Regions from separate parts of the Homo sapiens genome. Here region 1 is linked to region 2. A link is an interaction called in ENCODE POLR2A ChIA-PET data of the cell type or tissue named here. Cell type or tissue: A673. All regions are shown on one strand. Links, peaks and the distances in the headings refer to the core of each region. The heading gives the core; the rest is flanking DNA. Region 1 has its middle 8.9 kb from the start of LINC01186. Region 2 has its middle 46 kb from the start of KRABD4.

Evidence for each region. Peaks named below come from ENCODE experiments on the same cell type or tissue, not always from the same donor. Only the 100,000 strongest peaks of a DNase experiment are listed, where the experiment ranks them.
Region 1: POLR2A ChIA-PET joins it to region 2 with 12 read pairs; 2 of 35 experiments call an interaction of 5 or more read pairs at or near these places.

Annotation. Positions count from the first base shown.
Region 1 is chrX:46,316,544-46,320,944 of GRCh38, forward strand. No RefSeq gene overlaps it. Among named protein-coding and RNA genes, the nearest start is that of LINC01186, 8.9 kb to the right of the region's middle. In A673, for the core only: no CTCF peak of the experiment used is centred there; a DNase peak (open chromatin) is centred at 2,208; H3K4me3 peaks cover 157 bases; H3K27ac peaks cover 3,955 bases.
Region 2 is chrX:46,399,102-46,403,502 of GRCh38, forward strand. No RefSeq gene overlaps it. Among named protein-coding and RNA genes, the nearest start is that of KRABD4, 46 kb to the right of the region's middle. In A673, for the core only: no CTCF peak of the experiment used is centred there; no DNase peak of the experiment used is centred there.

The DNA.
Region 1 (4,401 bases), core at 308-4,307, 83 kb before region 2:
AATCACAGCTCACTGCAGCCTCAAATTCCCAGGCTCATGTTATCCTATCAACTCAGCCTCCTGAATAGCTTGGAACTACAGGCATATGGAACCATACTCGGCTAATTTTTTAAACATTTTTTTGTAGAAACACGGTCTCACTATGTTGTCCAGGTTGGCCTCAGACTACTGGGCTCTAGCCATCCTCCTGCCTCAGCCTCCCAAACTGCTGGGATTACAGGCATAAACCACTGCACCTGGCCCTTTTTCAGCTTTAGTCTCCTCATCTGCACTTACTTCATAGGGTTGTGAGGATTAAGCAGGGTTAAGCGCACAGCACCTGGCATATAGAGTAAGATGCAGTACAATGTATCTTGGTAAATAAATATAAAGCCAGAGGGCTGTGAGAGCAAAGAGGAGTCTCAGACACTTCTGAAAGGTTTCCTACAAGATTTGCTGGAATCTCCATGGTGGGGGGAAAAGAGAAACCTGGGACCAGAAGGACCAATAAAAGAAAGGTAGAGAGACAGCTAGGAAAAGCATTATGGAAGCACTTCCTCACTAGACGGTGAGCATGAGGAAGGTGGTGAGCATGAGGAAGGTGGTAAGCAGGCGTGATTTACATCTGTATCTCCTGAGCCCATCTGAGTGCCTAAGTATAGTGAAATTAAGTAGAAATCTATTGAACTAAAAGGATCTGGAAGCCTCCCAGAACTGGAATCAATGCAAAGGAAAACAGAACAATTCTCTTCCTGATCACCAGGCTGAGGCTGGGAACAGTTAGTCACAATCACAGGTATTGTTAGGGTCATTTATGAGGTGAGTCATAAGTAATTTGTTAACAATAACAAAGCGTGGAAGTGTCCCAATGATGTGCTCCTTCACAGATTAGAGCAGATTCAAGGTTATCACTATAGCAATGATGTAGCCCAATATGCTTTGTTGAGTGAGTTTGCTCCTGAGAGTGTGTTGCACACATTTGCATACTGATTGCAATGTAGATCAAGGCAAACAAGAAAAAATAAAAACAAATGAAAGTCAACTGATTCAGGCTAGAGAAGTATTGGACCTCTTCTGATTTTCACTGTGAGCGAGAAGTCAGTTCGCTGGCTCCATCTTTCCTCCCATGACCCACAGTAGGAACAGATCGGGGGAGGAGGGCAATGCTGCCTTTATTTATAGGAAGCAGCAGAGAAATCCTTTTTAAATGATTTATTTTAATAATGTAAAAAGTGAAACCATATAATTTGTATTTTCTTAGCACTTTGTGGATTATAAATATTCTCACATGCCTTATCACTTAGATGATCAGTTTGGCTTATGTGAAAGACCTGCAGTTGAAGGCTGACTTAGCAAGGATGTCATCTAAATGGGATCTGAGGGTTGGAGTCTTTATCCATGGAATACAAACCAGCCTGTGTTAGGAATTATGTAATCCATACTTTCCCAAAAGCACACCTCACACCCAATGCATCTTTAAAAAAAAAAAAAGGTTGGAAGTGAAGGGGATCAGGATATGCCACCATAAAATATGCTATTTCGGCATAAGGATTATTTTGAGCTGAAAGCAATTGAGAATCAACTGGTGCTGCAAAAGTTCTCTGCCTCCCTTTTGTCTGCATAAAAGTAGGGCATAAATTTATCATGAAAAAGGTGCCCTCCCTTTATCAGGAAGAGAAGCATAACTCTTATCACTGAAGATGGGGAGTTGATGCTGAGATCAGTCTGCATAAACAGAATTTACTAAAATAATCCTTCTCTTCTATTAGTTCCCCCCATATATTTCCTAGTGACTTTCCCACAATTTATCACCCCTAGAAGCTCCAACTCTCTTTGCTTTTTCTAGCCACTTTCTCACAATTTATTGCCCTTCATAAAAATGATATATAAGCCCTCATTATAACCACTTCTTTGAGACTTCTTTTCTGCGAACAGTCATGTACATAAAAATACTAAATAAAAACTGTACCTTTTCTCCCGCTAATTTGTCTTTTGTCAGTTTAATTTGCAAGTCCCAGGTATTGAACCTAAGACGATAAAGGAAACGTTTTTTCTTCCACAACAGAAGGAAGGGATGGAGGAAGGAAAGGACTGAGGGAGAGAGGGAGGGAGCAAAGGAGGAAGGGAGCGAGGGAGGGAGGGAGAGAGGAAGGAAGGAAGGAAGGAAGGAAGGAAGGAAGGAAGGAAGGAAGGAAGGAAGGAAGGAAGGAAGGAAAATGTTTTTCTTTTATTTGTCTGACACTCAAGCAACTTTGGGATTGTATCTCTTGGCTTCCAGTTTGTCCTCCAGTCTCACAAGGCAGATAATAGCAGGAAGGCCTAGATGCTGACCATGGAAACCTGAAATACATAGTTGAGGGCATATCACTTTCTCTCCAGAACCAAAGCCTTTACCCTGTTCTCCCACAAAGCCTCCTAGAGTCCACATCAGCCCCACATCAGCACTCAGTAGAGACTGGCTCTAAATCTCTCATCACCGTGGGTTGTCACACCTAGATAAGTCCTGTGATTTAAACAGTGACCTTTTCAAATGGCTTTGCCACTTAATTACACAGACTGTACACTTATGAGTAAAAAGAAACATACCTCCACGTACAATCACTGAGACAGACAAGGTAGAATTCTTTATTTATTATTATTTCAGGATTTTGATGTGATTGTTTGGTATCTGCTAGACTCAATGGACATGTAACTTCACAACTGAAGACTTCTTTTACTTCATTTCACACCCCGCAACATGCCAGTTATTTTTCTAAAATACAAATCTTTTTATGTCATTCACCAACTCAAAATTCTTCGGTGGTTAATTCCCCCATTGTCTATAGAGAAAAATTATAATTCTTTAGCTTGACATACAAATCCCTTTCAATATTTGAATCCTGCCAAATTTGTAGCCACAACTACCAATAGTCTACTCCTCCCCATCCCCCACAATAACATATTAACTCCAGTCATATCATATTAGTTCTGATTCCCTGAAAAACACCATGATTTTAAGGTAGAAGTCTTTATTCCCATTTTAGTGAATGTGATTCACTCCAATACCTTCATCCCCTAACAGGACTGTAAACATCTTGAGGCCTTTGATCATGTCTTTTTGCATTCTTTGCAATGCCTTGGCTAGAGCTAGACACATAATGACAAATGTTAAATGGTTACCTATAGAAACATTGGCCTCCCTTGGTTTTATTAAATTCTTGCTACCAAGTTTTTGGTGCTGTTATTGTTTTTTTGGGCTATTTCTCTGCCTGAGTGCTATCCTTCTATGAGGACACCCCAAATGGAAGTATACTATGGGTAACTATTTTAAAAATAAACAAATCAGCAAAGTAAAACCCAGGCAGGCTGAAGCCAAATGTATCACTTCTTGCACATGCTAATGGGTGGCATGGGGCACCGTTTGCAAGAGACAGTTACAAAGTTCTAACTTACTTATCTAGTAATGTATTTACAATGAATCCTTTGTAGCAACAGATCAAAGAACAGCATTTATTAACCTATATCTGTATTTGATTGTACAGCAAATTAGCACAAACACACACCCAGAGATCAGCTTCAATTTCCTCATGCAACACTGGCTCTCTAAAGAGAAATAAATTTTCTGACCCAGAACAAAGTTTTGGAAAGACAAATTTTTGAAAAACAAGCATTTATAACGGCATTTATAATGTTAATGGGGTTCAACTTGAAAAATTACCCAATTGGCTCATGAGAAAACATACTTCTTTAATAAACTGCTATGAGTGGGAGTGGGCAGGAGTTGGGGAGAGAAACAGTGGAAGTAGTGAGAGCATGATAAGTGAAGCAAAGAAGAAGACGTGTGTGTGTGTGTGTGTGTGTGTGTGTGTGTGTGTGTGTGTGTGTGTGTGTAGACCTGTACACAAAACCTCCATTATTTTTATGCTTTCATTTCTACACAGCCAGATAATGTCAGGTAAAAGTATAACTTATGACTCAGTCAGAGCAATGCTTTTGCTTTGATATATCGATGTTGGCTGAGTCAAGTAAGGGTGGAGATGGCAAGAGAAAGATAATAAGTAGCAAATATATGTGTTCAGCGGAAAGACAAAGCTCTCACTTTGAAGAGCTGAGTTCAGAGGTTTCAAAGGGCACACAGGAAATGCTCCAACAGCATAAACTGGGCCCCAAGCGCCATTCCAGCCAACTTTCAGCCCTCCACATGGCTTTATCTGATCTCATGATTCTCTGTCTCCAGAACCAAAGTACCCACAAAGAAGAATGGCTTTGTGATAAAAATCAGATCAGGGCTTCGATCACTTTTATGATCACTAGAGACCTGGAGGTATAGAGATGAGAAGGTAAAAGGCAGACAGTCAGACTATGGTGGGTTCCCCTGAGTTATGGGGAAAGTTATAAATTATTTACTAAGGCACACACAGTGCCTGTTTTTATGACGAATAT
Region 2 (4,401 bases), core at 256-4,255:
TAATCTCCCTTTTGCTGTATAACATAATGTCAGCACAGGAGCACTATCATATTCACACTAAAAGGGAAGAGGATTATACAAGGACAAGGTTTATTGGAATCATCTTAGAATTCTGCCTACCACAGCCTGAAGGGATAAAGGTGATAGCAATAGTGAATATGGGCAAATAGAACGTATAACAAGCTTTGAGGGTCACTTCAAAGGGACAAAACCCTTCAGATCCTCATTTCCCCAAGCCTGTGTACCGCCATTTTTAAAGGATGATATTGAACTCAGTGTATCATTCCAGGCAGCAATACTATCTCTAAAAAGTGTGCTTCCCATGGGAGCTTCCCCAGGTCCCCAAAATTCAGGAGACCTGCCCATGTTTACTTTGTCATACAGTTTATCACAGGGGACTCTGACAGGCTTTGGTGTGTTCTCCACAAGATTCCAACTTGAGAGTAGGACTGTGTCTTCTTCATTGCTGTATCCCCATGGTGCCTGTAGACAGCAGGTTCTAAATACATGTCTGTTAAACGGATGGTGTACCAAAATGATAGAACTGTTTTGTGAATCCTCGATGACATCTTCGGGTTTGATCATTGTATTAGTCCGTTCTTGCACTGCTATAAATACCTGAGACTGGGTAATTTATAAAGAAAAGAGGTTTAATTGGCTCATGGTTCTATGGGCTGTACAGGCTTCTGCTTCTGGGGAGGCCTCAGGAAACCTACAATCATGGCAGAAGGCAAAGAGGAAGCAGGCACATCTTCACATGGCCGGAGCAGGAGAAAGAGAGAAGGGGGAGGTGCTACACACTTTTAAGCAACCAGATCTTGTGAGAACTCACTCACTATCAGGAAAACAACAAGAGGGCAATAGCCCCCATGATCCAATCACCTCCCACCAGGTCCCTCCTCCAACATTGGGAATTACAATTCCACATGAGATTTGGGTGGGGACACAAATCCAAACCATATCAATCATTTTTGCTGGCTCATTAACCATTGCTTTTACTAGCATGCATAGTATTTATAAAACCCCATTTAGATGGATGAGCATTTATCAAGTACCTATTCTATGCAAAATTCATGGGAGAAACAAAAAATAATGAAGATAAAATCCCTGTCAAGGAAAGACTGGCATATAAACAATTAGAACAATGACACAAATCTGACCTTGCCGCTCCCCTGATTAAAACTCTCAGATATCCCTCAGTTGCACTTGGGTTAAAATCTAAAATCCTGGCTGGGTGTGGTGGCTCACACCTGTAATCCCAGCACTTTAGAAAGCTGAGGTAGGCAGATACCTTGAGCCCAGGAGTTCCAGGCCAGCCTAAGCAACATGACAAAACTCCATCTCTACCAAAAAAAAAAAAAAAAATTAGATGGCCTTGGTGGCATGTGCCTGTAGTCCCAGCTACTCAGGAGGCTGAGGTGGGAGGATCACTAGGCCTGGGAGGTGGAGATTGCAGTAAACCAAGATCGCACCACTGCACTCCAGCCTGGGAGACAGATCAAGACACTGTCTCAAAAAAAAAAAAAAACCTAAAATCCTTACTGAGATCTTCAAGACCTTACATGTCCTGGCCTGTTCTTCCCCTCCAGTCCACACTTCCTTATAGGCCAGCCATGCTAGACACATGTCTTTTCAGATACAAGGCCTTCAAACCAGTGGTGTGCTGGTAAATGTTTAACAATGGGTTCTCCAGAAGAAAAATAAACAAACATGATTTGTGGCATTTGTCAATTTCCACAATGCAAATACTCACACTGTGATCAATTTCAAGTTACTAATGTCTACCAGATAACAAAATTGCTGAAAATTTAACAGTTGGCTCTTGATAGCAGGTTTGAGTCAGCTCCAACACACTACTGCTTCAAACATGTTATTTCTTCTGTTTGTTCCCTGTACGAGGTTGAATAGTGTTCCTCTAAATCACGTCCACTCAGAACCCCAGAATGTGACCTCATTTGGTGACTGCATGCCATGTATCTGAAAAAAATAAAATTTATTTCTTAAAAAGAATGTGACCTCATTTGGAAATAGCATCTTTGCAGACATAACTAATTAAGGATATCGAGATGAAATCATCTTAGATTTAGGGTGGGCCCTAAACCTAATAATTGATGTCCTTTTAAGAAGAGGAGAGGACACAGAGACGCACACACAGATAAGTAGGCCATGTGGAGACAGAGATTAAAATTATGCTGTCATAAATCAAGAAATGCCTGGAGCTACCAGGAGCTGGAAGAGGCCAGAAAGAATTCTTCTGCAGAGTCACAGAGAGCATGCATGGCCTTGCTGCACTGTGATTTCTGACTTCTAGCTGCCAGAACTGTGAAAGAATAAATTTCTTGTGTTTTAAGCCACTCAGTTTATGGTATTTTGTTACAGCAGCCTTGGGAAACTAATACATCCTCCAAATTTGATCTTAGAAAATCCCTTTTCATCCATCAAGCTTCAAGTTAAACATCATTTCCTCAGAGAAGCCATTCCTAACTAAATCAGATCCGCCCCCCCACCATCAAAAGTTACATTTCTGGGCTGGGCGCGGTGGCTCACACCTGTAATCCCAGCACTTTGGGAGGCCAAGGTGGGCGGATCACCTGACGTCTGGAGTTCAAGACCAGCCTGACTAACATGGAGAAACTCTGTCTCTACTAAAAATACAAAATTAGCCAGGAATGGTGGTGCGTGCCTGTAATCCCAGCTACTCGGGAGGCTGAAGCAGGAGAATCGCTTGAACCCAGGAGGCGGAGGTTGTGGTGAGCCGAGATTGCGCCATTGCACTCCAGCCTGGTCAATGAGAGTGAAACTCTGTCTCAAAAAAAAAAAGTTACATTTCTTTTTAGCCTGTGTTATACTTCATAACAAAATATGGGAAGATAAGTACATAGATAGATGGAATTTTTTTCCATGCCTTTTTTTTTTTTAACGTGTCATGTTTTACCCCACTTGACACGAGGGCAGGGAAGGGACCTGGATCTTCTTCAATGCATATTCCCAATCCTTATGGCAGAGTTCCTGTACTTAGTACTCTTTCTTTGTTCTCACTCTCTCCTGGGTCTCCTACATCACCATCTGCTCCTCTCAGTATCCTTTGCTGTTTCCCTTTCATCTCCCCAGCCATTAAACGTTAGAAGGTCCCACAGCTCAGTCTTCAGACTTCTTTTCTTCTCTATCCACATTTACTTCCTAGGTAATTTCATCTTGTTTCATGGCTTTAACTGCCATCTGTATGCTGACAAATCCCACATTTATATCTCCCCTAAACTATAGAATTGTCTATCCAAGATGCCTACTTGTAATCTCTGCCTCTGGGTCTGTTGGAGTGTTTTATTTCTTAGTCTCGATGCAAATTACAGGTGCAGTTGTTTTGTGAAAATTCGACAAGCACTTTTCTGCTAGAATGTGATATTTCAATTAAAAATTATTTTTAAAGTAAAAAAGTTATTAACAAGTCCCAAAGCAAAACTCCTAATCTTGCCCCCCTTGCCTGTTTCTTGCACCACCTACCCCATGTTGGTATCTGGAAACTCCATTTTTCCACCTACTCAAGGCAGAAACATTGGAGGCATCCTTGACTTCTGACACCCATGTCCAATCCATCAATTCTGCAATTATGTTCTTACTTCAAAATATATCTAGAATATAACCACTTCTTACCACTTCCCAGTGCAAAACATCATTCTCTTCTCCCTTCACCAGTCAACGGTCTATTCTCAGCACTGCAGCTCCATCACTCCTCGGCTGAACACCTCCCAATGACTTCACTTCCCACTCAGAGTAAAAATCCAAGTGCTTTTCAGAGCCTGATCCTATCCCCTTATGCTTTTCCCCTCACTCACTCCACATCACTGTCCTCCTTGCTACTCCTCAAGTGAGCCAAGCACGGTCTTTTGTATTGTTACTCCCTCTGCTTAGAATTCTCTTCCCCAAAATATCTGCCTAGCTCACACCCTCCCTTCCTTAAGGTTTCTGCTCAAATGTCACTTTCCCAGTGAGGCATCCTCCAACCACTCAATACAAAATAGTAACCCACTTCTCCCTGGCACTCGTTAACTCCCTTCCCTTGCTTTTTCTTCCTCCCAATACTTATTCATTTATTGTCATGTCCACCCACTAGAGTAATAACCTCCATGAGACTGGAGACTTTATCTGTTTTGTTCACTGTTCTATCTATCCCTAGGCTTAGACCAGTGCCTGGTACATAGTAGGTACTCAACAAATAAATGAACTCAGAGGGTAGAATTAACTAAGTGTTAGAATAGATGCCTGATGAAACACTCTTGAGAATATTGAAGAGGAAGGAATTTATTCTAGAACCTGTGAAGGGGTTAGAAATCAATAATACCTCACAAAGAAACTGATATTGAAACACAGTTATGGAAAATGAATAGGACTTTCATTCTTTGA